Linked DNA regions of Homo sapiens: region 1 is linked to region 2. The links are chromatin loops, found by intact Hi-C in ENCODE. Cell type or tissue: heart left ventricle. All regions are shown on one strand. Each heading gives the region's core, and the rest is flanking DNA. Links, peaks and the distances in the headings are about the cores only.

Region 1 (10,244 bases), core at 1,231-9,230, 56 kb after region 2:
CCTGGGAGGCAGAGGTTGCAGTGAGCCGAGATCATGCCACTGCACTCCAGCCTGGGACAGAGCGAGATCCCGTCTCAAAACAAAAAAAAAAAAAGTGCCTCTTCTTGTCTCTGTCCCTTTAGGTCTCTTCCTCTGTGTTTCTTTCCTTTGTTTGGCTTCCTGTTTCCTGACCCTGCTGGAATGTGAGCAGCAAACCTCCAAGAACACAATCTGTGAACAGCTCTCGCCTGCCACAGAACTTAGGCCCGCCTCAGCCTCCGTGTGTTCAGGAGTGAGGCTGGCCAGAGACTCCCTTCCCTCCGTGGCCCAAATGGAGGGATAGACAAGATGAACAGAACAAAGCCATCCCTCCCTGGGACCCACCACCAGAGGTCTGGGTCGCAGACACGAAGCTGTTTGACTCCGTTTCAAGAGCCCAAGGACAGTCAACAAATGACAATCTCTTCCAGCCCTGCCCAGCACTAAAAGGGGTGACAGGGAGCAGGTTCTCCAGAAATAGCCTGCTCGAGTTCTCTGTAGTGCTTGCTCTTTTTTTTTTTTTTTTTTTTTTTTTTTTTTGAGACAGAGCCTCGCTCTGTTGCCCAGGCTGGAGTGCAGTGGCACGATCTCGGCTCAGTGCAACCTCTGCCTCCCGGGTTCAAGCGATTTCCGGCTAATTTTTGTATTTTTAGTAGAGACAGGGTTTCACCATGTTGGCCAGGCTGGTCTTGAACTCCTGACCTGAAGTGATCCACCCGCCTCGGCCTCCCAAAGTACTAGGATTACAGGCGTGAGCCACAACGCGCAGCCCGCTCTTTTTCATTCTCTCTTCTCTCAACACAAATGTCAGCAATCAGTTCTAAAAGCTGCTTGGGCTTGACAGGTAAGGAAGCATCCAGTGCAGGGAAAAGGCCCCGAGTAAGGCAAAAAACAAACTCACCTTCCACTCTGGAAAAGAAGAGCAGGAACCCGAGACCCCCAGCCCTTGGTTAAAATCAGCCCTGCTGGAAACAGCTTTGTTGAGTCCATGAGAAGGTGGAGCTGAGACAAGTGGCTGCGTGAGCCCAGCTGCTGTGGAGGAATCCGCTCAGAGGAGATGGGGCTGAGATCATGCATGCCACCAAGTGCCAGCTGCAGGTATTTGGGGAGTATCAATTAAAATAGCATGTAGAGGCCAGGCACGGTGGCTTATGTCTGTAATCTCAGCATTTTGGGAGGCTAAGGTGGGAGGGTCCCTTGAGTCCAGGAGTTTGAGACCAGCCTGGGCTACATAGCAAGATCCCGTCTCTACAAAAAAATTAAAAATTAGCTGGGCATCATGGTGCACATCTGTAGTCCCAGCTACTTGGGAGGCTGAGATGGGAGGATGGTTTGCGGCAGGCAGGTCAAGGCTGCAGTGAGCCTTAATCACATCACTGCACTCCAGCCTGGATGACAGAACAAGACACTGTTTAACAAAGTAATAATAATAAAACAAAGAGGGGCACACGTACTCAGGACCTCCTGAGGCTATGTCATAGGCAAAAAAGTAAATAGATAAAAAGAAAAAAGAATGTAGATGGTAGTAAAGTAACCTCCAGCCAGCCATAATTGAAGGAAAGAATAAGTTAGAGAACCCATCTTCTTTGAAATGCAAAGCAGTTTAAAGGAACTGGTTAATGGTGATTAACAGCCATTGAGGGTTTGAATGAAACCCAGAGAAATGACAGAGTGAGTACTTTCTGCTCCAGCACAAATGATGTTGTAAAAAGGATGGTCAGACCCTCCCTTGGGCTTACCGCTGCTGGAGGGCAGATGTGGGTCAGTCTCACCTCCTGAGCAACATAGCCACCTCCTCTGCTGTCTTCTCCTCTTTATTTATTCATTCATTCAAATCAGAGATGGGGTCTCTCTCTGATGCCCAGACTAGCCTTGAACTCCTGGGCTCAAACAGTCCTCCTGCCTTAGCCTCCTTGGGATTATAGACGTGAGCCACCACACTCGGCTTGCATTTTTTTTGTTTGTTTTGTTGTGGTGGTGGTGGTGGTTTTTTTGTTTGTTGTTGTTGTTTGTTTGTTTTGTTTTGAGACAGAGTCTCGCTCTGTTGCCAAGGTTGGAGTGCAATGGCGCGATCTCGGCTCACGGCAACCTCCGCCTCCTGGGTTCAAGCAATTCTCCTGCCTCAGCTTCCCGAGTAGCTGGGATTACAGGAGCCTGCCACCACGCCTGGCTAGCTTTTTGTATTTTTAGTAGAGACAGGGTTTCACCATGCTGGCCAGGCTGGTCTCGAACTTTCAACCTCAGGCAATCCGCCAGCCTCTGCCTCCCAAAGTGTTGGGATTACAGGCAAGAGCCACCACGACCGGTCTGCTTTTTTTTTAATTAAAAAATATTTAATTGACAAATAAAGATTGACTAATTCAAGATGTACCACATGATGATTTGATGTACGTATACGTGGTATGATCATGGCCACAATCAAATCAGTGTCTCCGCCAGCACCCACGCTGCCGCACGCTGTCTTCCGCAGCTGGAAGAGCTTTTCTCAGCTACCAATAGAGGCCTATTTTGGTTACTTATTTAGAAGTTACCATTATTTCTATCATTAGTGGTATTCTAAGTCTTTTGAAATCAAGTAGCATTTCAATTAATTTTTTTTCAAGATCCAAGATTTGAGTCCTTGGAGAGACAGTGACAGGGATTAAAACTCCAGATTAACTCACTCAAAGATGTTGACTTCAACCCTAGTAAATTCATCTCCACTCTGACTCCTCCCAAAGTTGTTCTCAACCGAAGCTTCTATTTTTAATAACTTTCATTGGTAAGATACTTGAGGGGAAAAAAAAACACAATATTTCCTGTAATGATTCATCACTTCTTCCTGAAAGGGAAGCACTGTTGATTCCTAGAGTACAGGACTGTCTGTTTTAAAAGCAAAGCACTTCACAGCCTAACCCCGTTCTGTTGGATGGGACACACTCAGATGGTAATCACATCCATCTGATGTGATTAAAAAAAAAAAAAAGCAATAAGTTTCTTGACATCGCTGGAAGAGAGCCTCTTGCCTCAAACTTCCTAGTGGCATTACAGTGCTCCAGGACTCCACACACAGTCCAAGGGAAGAGAACAAAAAATACCTCATTTTTATTTCAAGTTTACTCTATTAAGCCGTATGCTTGGCAGTTCACATACATGTCATTTAACAACTCTGGGAGATATCCCATTACTCCAATTCTACAGATAAATAAACTGAGTCTCAGAGAAATTAAGAATTATGACCACGGTTGCACAGCTGACAAGTAGAAAATTCAGGATTTAAGTCCAGGTCTGTATTATTGCAAAGCCTTGGTTCTTTCCAATATACTCTGGAGTCCTCTAAACTACAAGATAGTTAATGGAGAGGGTGGGTCTACCTATCATCACCCAGGAGCTTCTGTAGTGCAAATGTCTTTTTAATGATATATAAATTTTTAAAATATGTTTTAATCCAAAAAAACATGTATTGAGCGCTCACTAGATGAATGACATCGCAGTGATTAAAAGAAAAAAAAGCATCTAGTCAGTAAACACATGATGTCAATTTCTTTTCTTTTCTTTTTTTTTTTTTTTTTTTTTTTTGAGATGGAGTCTCACTCTGTCTCCCAGGCTGGAGTGCAGTGGCGCAATCTCAGCTCACTGCAACCTCCGCCTCCTGGGTTCATGTGATTCTCCTGCCTTGTCCTCCCCCGTAGCTGGAACTACAGGCATGTGCTACCACGCCCAGCTAATTTTTGTATTTTAGTAGAGATGGGGTTTCACCATGTTGGCCAGGCTGGTCTCGAACTCCTGACCTCCGGTGATCCACCTGCCTCAGCTTCCCAAAGTGCTGGGATTACAGGTGTGAACCACCACGCTCAGCATTGTTAATTTTTTAAAGTTAATGTTGTTTGAAACCATAGAGCCATTTCCAAAAAAGTGAAGCAATCACAAGCTGTAAATTCCTAACAAGTCTCTGCAAAGCTAGTGGTAAAACAAAAGGAGCTGAGAAGCTGTTTAAAAGCAAGAAGGGAACTTCAGGTACATCAAGTCCAAATGTCCCTATTTATAGACAGTAAACTGAGGCCCAGAAGAGCCCATGACTTGCCCAGGGTCATACAGTTCAACCATGACAGAGCTGAGCCCAGAGCCAAGCCGGTGGGAGTGGTCAGCTCCAGGACTTCAGCAGAGGCACCTTCTACATAACTTCCCCAAGAACCCTCAGAGAGGCCTCCAGCAATAACATAGAATTCCGATCCTGAGGGAGTTCTAACAGAGATCCCTATGGCCCCCGGCAAGCTTCATCATCACAATGTCCTCTTCAGTTAAGCTCTCTAACTTTGGACTGAGGCCCAGTTGCTAAGGATCAGTGGCCAAGCGTGTGGAGAGCGATAGTTAATTTTATGTGTCAGCCTAGCTAGGCTCTGGTGCCTAGTTGCTTGATCAAACACCACAGCTTGGTGCAGTGGCTCAAGCCTGTAATCCCAGCACTTTGGGAGGCTGAGGTGGGAGAATGGCTTGAAGAATTAGATACCAGTCTGGGCAACCTAACAAGACTGAGTCTCAAAACAAAACAAATTAGGCCGGATGTGGTGGCTCATGCCTGTAATCCCAGCACTTTGGGACACTGAGGTGGGCAGATCACTTCAGGCCAGGAGTCCGAGACCAGTCTGATCAACATGGTGAAACCCTGTCTCTACTAAAAATTAAAAAAAAAATTAGCCAGGCATGCTAGTGCACACCTGTAGTCCCAGCTACTTGGGAGGCTGAGGCAGGGGAATCACTTGAATCTGGGAGGCAGAGGTTGCAGTGAGCCGAGATCCCACCACTGCACTCCAGCCTGGGTGACAGAGCAAGACTCTGTCTCAACAACAACAAAAAAAAAATTAGCTGAGCATGGCAGCACAGGCCTGTACTTAAGAGCTACTTAAGAGGCTGAAGCAGAAGATCCCTGAGCCCAGGAATTGAAGCTACATTGAATTACGATGGTACCACTGTACTCCGGCCTGGGCAACAGAGCAAGACCTCCACTTTAAACAAAAAAAAAATCAAACACCAGTCTGGATGTCACTGTGAAGGTATTTTTTAGATGGGACTAACACTGAAATCAGTGGACTTGAAGCAGATTGTCCTCCATCATGTATGTGGGCCTCACCCAATCAGTAGAAGGTCCTAAAAGAGTAAAGATTGAAGTTTCCCCCAGAAGAAATTCTTTTCCCTGCCTGGCCAACATGGTGAAACCGCATGCAAAAATCACCCAGGCATGGTGGCAGGTACCTGTAATCCCAGCTACTCGGGAGGCTGAGGCAGGAGGATCACTTGAACCCAGGAGGTGGAGGTTACAGTGAGCCGAGATCAAGCCACTGCACTCCAACCTGGGTGACAGAGTGAGACTCAGTCTCAAAAAAAAAGGGAATTATTTTCAAGACTGCATCATAAAAACCCTGCCTGCATTTCCAGACTCCTGCCCTGTGGAATTCAGACTCAAGACCAACATCAGTTCTCACCTGAGTCACCAGCTTACTGGCCTGCTCTACAGATTTCAGACTTGCCAGCCCTCACAATCACATGAGCCAATTTCTTAAAACAAATCTCTCTCTGTCTCTCTGTCTCTCTCTCTCTGTCTGTCTGTCTCTGTCTCTGTCTCTCTCTCTCTCTCTCTCTCTCTCTCTCTCTATATATGTATATATATATATATATATATATATTCAAGGATATATATAAAATCAAAAATCCAATATATGGATTATATATGTATATATCCTATTGGTTCTGTTTCCCTGGAGAACCCTAACACATGGAGCATGAATGAATGGTGTGACTCTAGGCTGAAAATGGGAAGTGGAAAGCAGATAAATTAGTGAGTGCCCATCTTGTGAAAGGCACTATGCTAGCATCATGTTCCAGGGTACAAACTCTGCCCCTACCCTCAAAAAGCAGAAGTTGAATAAGGCTTCAAGGCTGAAGACTGGCATACGAGGCAGATTATGTCACCCTCCTTTTTGAGATAAGAGCACTGCAGCCTTGAGAGATTCCAGAACTTGTTCAAGCCTCAGAGCTGCTGTGTGGAGCCAAGATTCAAACCCCCATTTGCATGACTCTGAAGGCACAGTGTTTCCATTTCACCACAGCCCTGATTTATCTATGATGTCTCCGGAGTCAAAAGGGGGAGAAGGCTTCAGGTAAGATGGAGAGGGCCACAATGTCAAATGCTTCTAAAAGGTCAAGGAAAGAAGGTTGGATGGTGCTGGGGACAGGGGAGAAAAGCTCCATCTGCTGCCCCAATTCAAGATATAAACAACTGAAGGCTTCCCATGGTCAGTTCCAAAATAAAGGTATCTCTGACCCATTTAGAAAGAAAAGGAGGCACCTTCTGAAATTTCTCCTGGAAGGACTCAACTGGAAATCATGCCTAGTGATATCAAAGAGTCAGAAATTTTTTTTGGAGACTCAAGTGATCGGTAAAATGTAAATGGAAGAATAGGGTAAACAAAGCTACAAAGAAGGAAGTCCTGGTAAAAGTACAAAGAATAATAAGTATATAAGAAACAATGGGCCGGGTGCAGTGGCTCACACCTGTAATCCCAACATTTTGGGAGGCCCAGGCGGGTGAATCACCTGAGGTCAGGAGTTCGAGACCAGCCTGGCCAATGTGATGAACCCCCCATCTCTACTAAAAATACAAAAATTAGCCAGGCGTGGTAGCACACGCCTATAGTCCCAGCTACTCGGAGGCTGAGGCAAGAGAATCACTTGAACCCGGGAGGCGGAGGTTGCAGTGAGCCAAGATAGCGCCAGCCTGGGTGACACAGTGAGACTCCATGGCAAAAAAGAGAAAAAAAAGAATATAAGAAAGAATGAACAGAATGTTGAATTATAGAAATGTTAAATATTATTAAATCTATGCCAATGTATTCCACACAGGCCAATTTGTATTTGGTATGCCATTATAAATTATAAGTAACAAGCAACCGGTGTTCCCAGGATGATTTTCCATGGATAAGAAGCCCTGTGTTCTTAGTATATGGGTCCTCTGAATTAACTATAGTGGGTTCACAAAGTTTATTCAAATGGAGTCATCACTCTTTCCTGCCAGCCCAGCTACTGGTCATTGCCCAGCTGATTAGAGCCAGAGGTCTTCCCTCTGCCAGATTCAACAAGAGGGAGCATGAAGAATGCAGTCTCTTATTTACAAGCTGTGAAGCCTGCAAAAACTTTGCCGAGTGTATCTGTCCATTTGGTGATAACTGATCTCCAGTGGCTCAGAAAGGGCGGTTGTTTGGGTTAGCAAGTATAGGTGTCTGTCCTGATTTTCTGCTCTCGCAATGCTTCCATTTACTTCAGCAAATGTGGCCTGGTGATTCACTGGAGACCAATGGTCATGTGGGCTACTCCCTGGAAGGAACTCAGAGGTGGTGTTTGGAGACACATGCAATCTTTGAAAACCCATACTGGCCCAAGTCTCAGTATCTTGTTAATTCCTAAACCGATTAATGAAGCATTACTCAGAGTAAAAAGAAGTTATAGCCTCTGCCAAAGTCCAAGCTTTTGCTCACAATGTTTGGTTCTTGCATTTCCTTCAGGGACCTCTCAGCCTAGCCCACAGCACCAAGGTCATGGATCCCCGAGCCTGGAAACCTGAGCTCTATACTGACGAACCACAACCCAACCTTTCTGAGACTCAGTTTCCTCAGCTGGACCTCAGTCAAGTCTCTTCCATCTCTAAAGTTATATGAATTGATGATTTAAGTGAATAAATGCAGTGTGAGGTACCTAGATTTCCTTAATCAGACAACACCATGAAAAGTGTTTCCACCAACACCTGAACCACCAGCAGTACAAATAGAAACTGCATATTCTCTCAGAAAACACAAGAGAATCAACCGAAAAAAAATATGAGAATTTTAAATGGTTCTGGGAAAGAGGCTTACTATACTCTTAATGAACATGACAATCCATTAGAATAAACTAACATCAAAAAGTATTGAACACCTAAGAATAAACTTAACCAGAAACATGCACAAGATCTACAGGAAGAAAAGGTTAAAATTCTTATGAGGGACACAGAAAAAAAAATTTTAACAAACAAAAAAGACATACTTCATCTTGGACAGGAAGACTTAATAAAATTAAGATATTAATTCTCCCTAAGATAATCTAAAATTTTAATACTATTCCAATAAAAATACCAACAGGATTTTTTTGAAAAGGAACAAGCTAATTCTAAAGTTTATGTGGAAAAACAAGTAAGCAAGAATAGTGATCAAATTCTTATTTAAAAAATAAGATCAATGAAAAGGAGCTGGCCTTCTAAACAGTAAAATACATGCAAAGTATAGTCATGCACCACACAATGACATTTTGGTCAAAAATGGACTGCATATATATGAAGGTGGTCCCATAAAATGATAATACTGTATTTTTACTGTACATTATCTAAGTTTGGATATGTTTAGATACATAAATACTTACCATTGTGTTACAGTTGCATACAGTATTCAGTAGAGTCACATGCTGTACAAGTTTGTAGCCTAAGAGCCATAGGCTATATCATTATAGCCTAGGTATGTGGTAGGCTAAACCATCTAAATTTATGTAACCACACTCTGTGATGTTCACACAATGATGAAATTGCCTGATGTACTTCTCAGAAAGTATTCTTGTCGCTAAGTGAGGCATGCTTATATAATAATCAAAAAAAAGTATGAGATTGACACATATATAAACATATCATTGGTACAAAATAGATAGAAATAGACCCAAATGTATATGTAAATTTATATTAAATATATATCCACATAAGAATTTATAAAAGAGTACATATACATATGAGAATTTATATAATTTTGACTTTCTATTTTCAATCAGTGGGAGGGAAATGGATTTTTCAGGAAATGATGCTGTGACAATAAGGTTGCCATTTGGACAAATGTTGAATATATATTCTACATGTTACAACAACCAACAACAAAAGTTCCAGATTTAAAAAACAATGCAAACCTCAAAAATAAAACCATAAAAATACTAGAAGAAAACACGGGATTTTAAAAAAATCATCTTAATGGTGGGGAAGGCCTTCCTAATATTATACAAAACTCCAAAGTCATAAAAGAAAAGACCAATAAATTGAATTACTTTATGAAAGAAAAGATCATCATGACTTTTTAAAAAGTATAAACAAAGTAAAACAAAAAGCCAGAATATATGTATATATATTTCAAGTATATTTCAGACAAAGGGCTGCTTTCCTTAACATGCGAAGAACTTCTCAAATCAATGAGACTGATAACCCAATAGAAAAAATAAGTAAAGAAAATGGACAGAGATGGGCAAAAAGTTCACATAAAAGGAATTACACATGGCTCCTAATCATAGGAAAATATGTTCGACTTCGCTCACAATAAGAGAAATGCAAAACAAAACTCAGAGAATCAAGACTGACAAGATCAGAATGTTTGACACCAGACTTGTGTGAAAAAGAAAAAACACTCTTGTCCATTGCTGGTGGGAGTACAAATTGGGGAAACCTCTGTGAGAGCAATTTGGCAATATCTATCAAAATGAAAAGTAGATACCCTTGAGTCAGTAATGCTGCTTCCAGAAATTCATTTTACAGGTATATTTGCACCTGCGTGAAATGACACAGATAAGGGATATTAATTGCAGCATTACTCAAAAAAACCAAAGGCTGGAAACAAATGTACTTAAATATGGCACTGATTAAATAATGACCTACCCAGATATGCTAAGTGAAAAAAGCAAAATGCAAAGCAATGTGTATAGTGCGCTATCCTATATGTCAAAAAACTGGAATATATTGTGTGTCCCTAGTCAATGCATACAATCCATGCAAGAAATAAGAAGTTATGGTTAGGCGCGGTGGCTCACGCCTGTAATCCCAGCACTTCGGGAGGCCTAGCCGACAGATCACTTGCGGTCAGGAGTTCAAGACCAGCCTGACCAACATGGAGAAGCCCCATCTTTACTAAAAATACAAAAATTAGCTGGGTGCAGCGGTGCATGCTTGTAGTCCCAGCTACTGGGGAGGCTGAAGCAGGAGAATCACTTGAACCTGGCAGGTGGAGGTTGCAGTGAGCCAAAATCACGCCACTGCACTCCAGTCTGGGCGACTGAGGGAGACTCTAGCGAAAAAAAAAAAGGGGGGAAGGAAGGAAGGGAAAGAAAGGAAAGAAATGAAAGAAGAAGAAGGAGGAGGAGGAGGAGAAGGAGAAAAAGAAAAGAAAAGAAAGAAGGAAAGGAAAGGAAGAAAG
Region 2 (10,244 bases), core at 873-8,872:
CTCAGATCATCAGGGAACTAAGATGTAACTAGAGAAGTCTTTTCTGATTCCTGAAAAAGCGTTTTTTTCTTTTTCAAATACTGTAGTGGGTTTTTCTGCTCTGAATCAAAGGGTACTAGATTTTAGTCAGTCTGAAAGGTCTGCCAGCTGTGACATGTGGGTGGCTGGAGCTATGAGACACAGCCACAAGGCACAGGGTCTTAGGAGAATGGAGAATGGAAGATGCCCCCTCCACAGCCTTCTACCTCCAGAACCCTCTCCCCTGGCTCCTGCTCCTCTCAGCCCTCTTAGCTTATGTCAAAACTTATTCCACAAATGTCTCCCTTTCTCTATCTGCTTTCCTCCAGGTCACTATCTTGGCCAGATTCAATTTATATTTTTCTTAGAGGCCATCACAATACCTAGAAAATAAATATTACTTTGGGGGAAAGTTATTCTTGAAGGATTTACTCTCCCTTCTCAAATCCCATCTTTCACTTGATGTTGAATCAATTTGAAGTAAAGCTGAAGTACAGGAGGATTATGGAAGGTTTCAGAGGGCATTGTGAAATGTAAAATTCCATCTTCACTCTTCTATACTTCATCCAAGGGCTCTCACTAGCTGAGGTCAGCCAAGGACTTAAGTCACTCCTCAAGTATATTCAAGCTTTCATTTCAATCCAGCAAACATTTATTGAGGGCCTCCTACATGTGCTAAGCTGGTACTAATGGGATTCACTCACAGCAGGGAATCTTGGCACAAACAGTGAAAGTATAATCACCTAATTGAATTGGGACCTTGGCAAGAATATTACATACAGTGTATCCCCAATATCATTGCCCCAGGCAACTGGGCAGCAAAGCCCCTGTACAGAGGTAGGTACACTGCAGTGGACCCCAGCAAACTGCAGTGCACAAAACCAAGGTGTAAGAGTCTTGGCAACCCATTCTCTCCAACTATCTGCCTTGAGCACTTTATCTAGGCATGAGGCTTTGGGCTGTGAGGGCCCCCACAGTAAAACAAAGAGTCTCTCCTCCAGAAGTTTACAACCCCATGGTGGGCAGAGCTGGCTCACAGAGGTGGCCTTGGAAAATGAAAACCTGCCTGTTTAAAGAGCTAGCCAAATAAAAGAAGGAGCTCTTCATTTAACTAGACTCTTTTAGATACTGATCCAAAAGCAGAAGGAAAGGTTTTGTATTTCCAGCTGTCTCATGTCTCTTCTTCTACCTTTCGTCTCAGGGATACTGTCTCTCAAGACAACCAACTCAATATGGAGACTTACAAATTGTTTTCTTTTGGAGCTCAGCATTCGGTGGTGATGGAAGTACAGTCCTGGCAAAAAAAGAAGTGTCACACCGCGGCCCCCACTGTCTACTGCTCAGACTAACTCCCCACCTGTGATAGTCAGGCCATCACTGATGAGCTTGGAGACTGTTCTTTAATGGTGAATTTTTCCCTAAATCTTCAGAAAAAGAATCTATATGTCCACTGTTTCTGGAGTACCTCTTTCTAGAGTGCCTCTCAATGATTTTGTTGATTTATAAAATGGGGATAATGCTCTATATCTTTCTGTAGAGGCGCTTATAAAGATATTTATATAAAGTACCTAGCATAGTGGCTGATAGACAGTAGGCAGGTTTTGTTGCTGTTCTGATTTGTAATGATTACAATCATTCCCAACTGCTTTCTGAGCATTTGTACCTGGATATCTCAAAGGATTCTCAAACTCAACATCTCTAAAACTAAACTCATGGCCTCTATTCCCAAATCTGTCTGCCTATGCTGTATTCTGCTTTTGTCTAGGATACTACCACCCACCCAATTATCCAAGCTACAATACTGTATGTCTTTCTTCTCCTCCTCTTCCCCCTCATTCCCCTCCTCCCCCACTCCTCCTCCTCCTTCTCCTCCCTCTCCTCCTTCTCCTCCTTTTCCTTCTTCTCACTCAAAAATGATTGGCCATCAGGTCCTAACTATTCTGTCCCCCAAAAATGTTTTCAATCCATTTCACTCTATATTAATCCAAGACTATTATTTTCTACCTGGACCACAACAAAAGCCACATAACTCGCCCCCACTGTAAACCATCATCTTCATTGCCTTCTACAACTTAAACCTGATCATGACACCCTCATCAGTGACTAAAGCCCTACAGTGACTTTCCACTATTGACAAGACATTGACCAACTCCTTGGCACACACAAAATGCCTTTCACAATCCAGCCCCTTCCCTCCCTTTGGCCTCATCTTCTGCCCCTCGCCACCAGTATGCACCTACACTCCAGCCATACCCACCTTCCTGCTCTTCCTCAGATGCACCCTCTTTTTCCTTCCTCCATGCTTCCAGATAGTACTGCGTCTGTTTAGGATGCTTTCCCACACTTTTCACTTGGCAAATTTGCCTCTCAAGAGCTGATTCAAAGCGGGGCATGGTAGCCTGGTACAGTGGCTCACACCTGTAATCCCAGCACTTTGGGAGGCTGAGGTGGGCAGATCCCCTGAGGTCAGGAGTTCAAGACAAGCCTGGACAACATGGTGAAACCCCATCTCTACTAAAAATACAAAAAGTAGCCGGGCATGGTGGCAGGTGCCTGTAATCCCAGCTACTCGAGAGGCTGAGGCAGGAGAATCATTTGAACCCGGAGGCAGAGGCTGCAGTGAGCAGAGATTGTGCCACTGCACTCCAGCCTGGGCAACAGAGCAAGACTCCAACTCAAAAAAAAAAAAATGCTGGCCATGGTGATGCATGTCTATAATCCCAGTACTTTGGGAGGCTGAGGCAAGAGAATCCCTTGAGGCCAGGAGTTGCTGAAAAACACAGCAAATCCCATCTCTACAAAAAAATGTTAAAATTAGCTGGGCATGGCAATGCATGCCTGTAATCCCAACTACTCAGGAAGCTGAGGTGAGAGGGTCACTTAAGCCCAGGAGTTCAAGACTGTAGAGCACTGTGATCACCCCCGTGTTAGCCACTGTACTCCAACCTGGACAACACAGCAAGACCCTGTCTCTTAAAAAATAAATAAATAAAAGAGCAGAGCAGGGGTGAGGTGGCTCACGCCTGTAATCCCAGCACTTTGAGAGGCCAAAGCAGGCGGATCACTTAAGGTCAGGAGTTTGAGACCAGCCTGGGCAACATTGTGAAACCCCATCTCTACTAAAAATACAAAAATTAGCTGGGTGTGGTGGTGGGAGTCTGTAATCCCAGCTACTTGGGAGGCTGAGGCAGGAGAATTGCTTGAACGCGGGAGGTGGAAGTTGCAGTGAGCTGAGAACGTGTCACTGAGTTCCAGCCTGGGTGACAGAGTAAGACTCCGTCTCAAAAAAAAAAGAGCTGATCCAAATATCTCCTCCAATTTGAACTTTTCTGACATATGGATCAAAACTAATCTCTCTTCAATATTCCCACAGCATTTTCTAAAGATTTTAATGAGATCTAATTCACATACAGTAAATTCACCTATTGAAGAGTTCTCAGTGTATTATAGGGTATGTAACTATTACCACAATCTAATTTGAAAATATTTTCATGGCCCCTAAAAAAACCATTTCTCATTAGCAGTAATCACTCTTCCTCTCTCTGCCCCAGCCCCAGGCACCTATTCATCTACTTAATGTCTCTGTGGACTTGCCACATAAAGGGAATTCTGTCAGTATGGACTTGCATAGCTCATATAAAAGGAATCATACAATATGTGGTCTTTCGTGGCTGGCTTCTTTCACTTAGCATGTTTTTAAGATTTATCCATACAATACATGTGTCAGTACTTCATTGATTTTAATTGCTGAGTAATATATTCCATTGTATGGATATAACACATTGTCCATCTGTTCATCCATCAGCTGGTAGACATTTGGGTGGTTTCCATTCTTTTGACTATTATGAATAATGCTGCTATGAACACTGTGTGTAAGTTTTGTGTGTTCTGAAACATTTTGCACACGATTCCATTATAACATTCTCACTTTGTATTACAATTATTTTTACATTCTTCCTTATTGAATTCTAAAATTGTCTAAGACTTTACCACTCTCAAGACCTGCCACTGTCACAAGCAAATCTGATGAATACGTGAATGAATGAATGAATGAATGAATGAACAGAGCAAATAATAAATGGATACTCTTTTGAGCAAGGTAGAGCCAGCAGGGTCATATTTATTTTCTGCAAACAAAAGAAGAGTTTTGGCAATAAGCCAGGAAGGCGTTGGCAACATAGGAAGAGAATAACCCTAAACTCAACTAACTAAATAAATATTAACAGCATCTCCCATGTGCATGTGAATATTGCTATATGGCTTCTCTTGTTCTTTCATAGGCATCATATCATTTGATATGTGAAGTTGGCAGGAAAGGCTGCTATCAAAATTAAGTAAAGTGCCTGGTTGAGCGTCTGCAGCACAGTGGAGAGAACAGAGCACTTCCCAAGGCTGCCCAGAGGAAAGTGGCGGGGCTAGGCTGGCTGTCTCCCCATGCCCACCACTCTTCCTTCCATCATACAGACTCCTGTTTCAATATCAAGACCTACATTAGGCCTGGCATGGTGGCTTATGCCTATAATCCCAGTACTTTGAGATGCCGAGGCGGGTGGATCACCTGAGGTCAGGAGTTTCAGACCAGCCTGGCCAACATGGTGAAACCTCATCTCTACTAAAAGTACAAAATATTAGCCAGGTGTGGTGGCACATGCCTGTAATCCCAGCTACTTGGAAGGCTGGGGCAGGAGAATCACTTGAGCCCAGGAGGCAGAGGTTACAGTGAGCCGAGATTGCGCCATTGCACTCCAGCCTGGGCAACAAGAGAAAAACTTCCTAAAAAAAAAAAAAAACACCACATTATTCTAATCCCATATTTGTAGTTCCCTGAAGGTATGGGACATGGATACCCACAAGAAACTGCTACAGACCATACCTCCTTAGTGCCCACACCAAAAGCCAGCAGTTTGGCAACCAAGGGCAGAACGGCTCTTCCCCAGACACTCAGGGCAAGCCCCATTCTCCTTTTGGATGATTGGACATATCATAAAAACTCCCATGAGCTCACCTCCAGAGTGGCCTGGAGTTCACTCCGTGGAGAATATGTCTCGTTCTCTCTGGAGCTGATTAGAAATGCCGAAGTGCACTAAAGGAAGAGAACACGAGCCTGGCTGCTGCTATTTACAGACCTGATAGGCTGCAGCCCCTGAGTGCCTCCAGCCTCCTGACCTTGTGTACCGAGAGCATGGGATGACGTCGCCTCGCTGGACACCTTCAGTCACCCCAGAAGTTCAGGAGGTTCCTGGTGACAGCTCATGGTGTGTGGACCCTAAAATAACTGAGTGAGAGGTGAATATGCTATTTCTAAAAAGTACAGCCTGTTCTGCTTTGGATGCCAGGGGATTATGTCACTGTATCTGTTCCTATCACAAAGGGATGCTTTTCTGGAGCGCCTACTGCGCTGCATGGATCCTGCATACATCAGGGCCAGGATTACCAACCAGGCGAAAGGTAGGACTTTCGCCTTCATCCCAAGTGAGGGATATTTGCAAGCACATAACCAAGAGAACAGGTATTCCAGTGTAACATGTTTGTGATGTGGGAGGAGGCACTGGAATCCTGAAACTCAAAGGACTCCCAGCCAACCGGGAACAGCCAAGAAAGGAGGTTCACTCCCAGGTAAGGACAGCAGCTACTTTTCCCTCAAGCATGTGATAGGTGCCAGCAGGGAGGGGAAAGTGGCCAAGCTCTTTTGCCATTGTGCCAGGAGTAAGGGCATGGTGTCCATGCTCAGCTTCCCACAAAAGGGGAAGAACACATCTAACTGGAGACCACCAACCACAGGCCTGGAAGGAACTTTGAGACAGCAAAGTGAGGTGATGAAGAGTCAGACTCAAGACTCAGGCTGTCTGGGTTGCCTGCTAATTCTGCCATTTCTTAACAGGATGCCTTGGGCAAGACCCCAAAGCCATTGTTGTCCCTGTACAAGAAGGTTAATATTAATATCTATTGTGTAGAATTTTCTAAGGACTAAACGAAGTAATGTTAACACTTTAAAACTTTTTTTAAATTCCTGGCACATTATAATAGGTGTGTATTTGTAATATCAGTGGAACATTTAGACTGTCACCTTCACTCCAGAAGGATTTTCATCTAGCCATCACACGTCACTGCATTTCTGTGTTAATGCCTGGGGTCTCGACAATCAGAAGTCTCTTCATGCTCCAGCTCTTCTAAGACCAGTGGACTAAAGATGCAGATTTTTTTTTTTTTTGAGATGGAGTCTCACTCTGTCACCCAGGCTGGAGTGCAGTGGCGCAATCTCGGCACACTGCAGCCTCCGCCTCCCAGGTTCAGGTGATTCTCCTGCCTTGGCCTCCTGAGTAGCTGGGATTACAGGCACACACCACCATGCCCGGCTAATTTTTGTATTTTTGATAGAGATGGGGTTTCACCATGTTGTCCAGGCTAGTCTCAAATTCCTGACCTCAAGTGATCCTCCCTCCTTGGCCTCCCAAAGTACTGGGATTACAAGCGTGAGCCAGTGCACCTGGCCTTGAGATGCAGATTTTTAAACGGTCAAAAATGTACAGTAAAGCAAAGGCAGGCCCTTCCCTGCCAATGCAGGTTGGAGCCTTTATGCAGCTCCCGACTCTCTAAAGATGAAAAGGCAAAGAATCCTTGTGACTGGGGGAGCTCCGCTAGAAGGAAGCTTAGGAGGGGAGAAAAGAGCCTTTTTCCTCAATTCCTACATATTTCAAACTAAACAATAGATTTCAGAAGTAATCACAATTATCAGTTTCTGTCTGGAGCAAAAAGAAATTTTCTTTGTGACAATGGAGGGCAGGGACATCCTTGGGTCCTAAGGTCTCCAGGGCCCTACAACCTGTTTCAGGATTTTAGGGGGAGGTTTTTGTTTTTGTTTTTGTTTTTAGTATTCATTACAAAAGAAGCTTAGCTTTATACTCAGGGACATGCTCTAAGCCAAATTTCAACCTTGGGCTGCAGGCTGCACCTGTGAAAACAGACTCTTCCACCTCAACCTGCCAAAGCCTGGAGCATGAGCGGCTGTTGCCATCCCATGGCATGTGGGAGGGAGGGGGTGCGCAGGCCTAGGGGAGCATCTGCCACAGCTGGGGCTGGTGGCAGCCGCAAGGGCACTGAGAAGTGAGCCTCCACCATGGCCGTGCTTCTGGCTACAAATGATGCTAGGTGGCAGGATGTCTTCCTACTCCTCTTTTATTATTTTTTAAACTAATTCTATAGCCACAAGAAGCCCCACCTTCAAATCCTGCATCTGCACCTGCTCTCTAGGATTTGAATGTTATCTCTGCAGGAACATCCCTCCAGTCTCTTCGTTACCATTTTAAGACCTAAAAGAAAAGAAACAGAAATGTGTGTTTTCTCAAGAGGAACATCTCAGCAGCATAAAACCAAACGCATACTCAGGAAATGTCTGTTAGGCTTCAAGGAATAAAAATGAATAAGAATATTTTGATATCATGAAGGAGATGAAAAAATACCTTAGGCAGATAGCAGGTGTAATCAGGCCTTCTTTCCTGATCAATAGGAGCAAAGCAAATATTAAATCAGAGTGGGGGTAGGCAACTCATTCCTTCAATTAACAAACACCTGTGTGGCACCTGCCACGCATCAGGCATGTGCTAAGTGCCAAGGAGCCATCGATGAGCCCCACAGAACTCTGCCATCACAACGCTTCCTTCTCAGGGGAGGCCAATGATAGACATGAAGGATGTAGAATTTTGCACAGTGCCAAGGGCCACAGAGGAGAGTGATGCAGGGAAGTGAATGGGTTACCATTTTAAATAGGCCAGTCAAGGAAGGCCTCAGTGAGGAGGTGATGGGAGCACTCTGCAGGGAGTGAGCTGCAGGCTCTTTTGGCAGTGTTTCAAATAACGTGACAGAAACCACCAGGGCCTGGACACAGGAGCATGACTGCTGGGTTTGGGGAAATACTAGTCGGCCCATGGGTGTCCTGAAGAAGAGACAGTGAGGAGGAAAGTGGTAACAGGGGAGATGAGAGGGGAAGCAGGGCCGAGACCACCTGACGCCTTAAATAACTCACCCTTGCTTCCTGGAATCTGGCGTGAGCTGTGAAAATCCACACGTGGTGCTGGGTGCCGGGCATATAGGGGTGAAAAAACCCGTCGAAGATCAACAAATAATCACATGAATAAATGTGAATAAGTTATACCAATTAATATATTCAGGTATCTGAACAAAAAGTACAGGGCCCCTTGACAGTATATTACAAGGTCACCCAAGCTGGAAGTGGAGGGATGTCTCCCTGAGGTCAAGACATCCAGCTGACGTCTAGCAGGTAAACAGGATGTATCCAGGAGGTCAGGGATGAGGATGCAAAGGAGGAGAGAGGGTTGCAAGCAGAGGAGAAGGCTGTGTGCAGGCTCTGAAGTGTGAGAGGCCAGTGGTTCCAGGAGCTAAAGGAGGGCCAACGTTGTTGGAGAGCAGAGGTTCAGGATGCAGGAGGAAGTAGTACCAAGAAATCTGGAATGGAGGCAGGGCCGGATCCCACGGACCTTGTAAACTGTGTTAAAAGATTTTGCACTTTAGAGCAAGGGATACCAAGAGAATTTTAAGTTAGAGAAGGACATCATTTTTTCATGTGCACTTTTAATGGAAAACAGATTTGTAAGGGCAAATGTAAATCAGACCCCTCACAGGGAAGCTCTTGCAGAAAGTCCGCATGAGAGATCCGGCAGGTGGGTCTGGGGCCGCTGTTAGGATGCATTACCTGAAGTCTACAGCACTCTTATCTCATTCCTAAGTCCCAAGCATAAAATGATGACAGGTAAGATATAAAAATAGAAAGCTAAAAGATACAGCCTATTCTCGCCAGCCGCAGTGGCTCACGCCTGTAATCCCAGCATTTTGGCGGGGCTGAGGGGGGTGGATCACTTAAGGCCAGGAATTCAAGAACAGCCTGGCTAACATGATGAAACCCCGTCTCTACTAAAAATACAAAAATTAGCTGGGTGTGGTGGTTCATGCACCTGTAATCCCAGCTATTCAAAAGGCTGAGGCAGAAGCCAAGCACAGTGGCTCACTACTGTAATCCTAGCATTCTGGGAGGCCGAGGCGAACGGATCACTTGAGGTCAGGAGTTCAAGACCAGCCTGGCCAATATGGTGAAACCCTGCCTCTACTAAAAGTACAAAAATTAGCTGGGCGTGGTGGCACGTGCCTGTGATCCCAGCTACTTGGGAGGCTGTGGCAGGAGAATCGCTTGAACCCAGGAGGCAGAGGTTGCAGTGAGCCGAGATCCTGCACCACTGCCCTCCAGCCTGGGTAACAGAGAAATACTCCATGTCAAGGAAAAAAAAAAAAAAAGAGGCTGAGGTAGGAGAATTGCTTGAACCTGGGAGGTGGAGTTTGCAGTGAGCCGAGATTGTGCCACTGCATTCCAGCCTGGGCAACAGAGCGAGACTCTGTCTCAAAAAACAAACAAACAAACAAACAAAGACATAGCCTATTCTCAAAAACGAATTAAACAACGCTGCAACTGAAAATGGGTCATAAATGCAAAGGAGTGAACAGGGCTGAAGCAACAGGTTCCAGGTCTACAAGACAGGAGGCCAGGCAGGAATCCAACTGCTGTGCTACACAATGTTGAAGACTGGGGCTGGCTAAGGCCACTCTACTACTGAAATGAATAGAGGAGGAAAGGAAAAAAACAAACAAACTGGTGTCTACCACTGCCTGAGGCTAACGTTTTTAGCAAACCACAGGCCCTGGAGGACAAAAGGACACAGATACCAAGAACTGAGCAAAGCTGCCTGGCAGCTCTGTGACTGTATCTGTGATATCACCAAATCTCATCAGTACCAGTGTTCTAAAAGCCATATGAGCCTAGGAACCCAGAGAATTGGTGGAGGAACCCTCAAAACCACTAGAGAGAGGGGCAAGCCAAGGGGAGAAAGACTAATTCAATGAAAGAAAAGTCAACAAAATCAACAATCAGAATCAAATTCATGCCAACTTAAATTTATGTTATAGAACAACATATATGTGATATGTATAGTACATATAGCTCAAATAATGGAATAATTTTCATTTAAAAAGCAGAAGAAATTATGAGGCAAAAATAGGAAACATGAACAAATTAATATAGATAATGAAAAATCTTAGAAATGAAAAATACAGTTATTAGTATAATAACAAATCAATGGGATAAACTCTAGTCTAGACACAACAAAAGAGAGAATACATGAAAAGGTAATAGTCCTAAGGAAGAGAAAGCCTATCCTCTT

What was found. A loop is a pair of places that touch in the nucleus more often than their neighbours do. Peaks named below come from ENCODE experiments on the same cell type or tissue, not always from the same donor. Only the 100,000 strongest peaks of a DNase experiment are listed, where the experiment ranks them.
Region 1: it touches region 2 in a loop (4-fold over the local background); 18 of 110 quality-filtered maps call a loop at or near these places.

Annotation. Positions count from the first base shown.
Region 1 is chr18:22,207,545-22,217,788 of GRCh38, reverse strand. LOC105372017 (a long non-coding RNA gene) reads right to left here and starts at 1,890. Exons shown (of 3, transcript XR_935279.3): 1 at 1,758-1,890; 2 at 920-1,110. RefSeq lists an enhancer at 1,306-1,955. In heart left ventricle, for the core only: no CTCF peak of the experiment used is centred there; no DNase peak of the experiment used is centred there; H3K27ac peaks cover 547 bases.
Region 2 is chr18:22,262,853-22,273,096 of GRCh38, reverse strand. LOC105372018 (a long non-coding RNA gene) reads left to right here and starts at 5,294. Exons shown (of 3, transcript XR_001753369.2): 1 at 5,294-5,634. In heart left ventricle, for the core only: no CTCF peak of the experiment used is centred there; DNase peaks (open chromatin) are centred at 5,196 and 7,046; H3K4me3 peaks cover 3,550 bases; H3K27ac peaks cover 5,264 bases.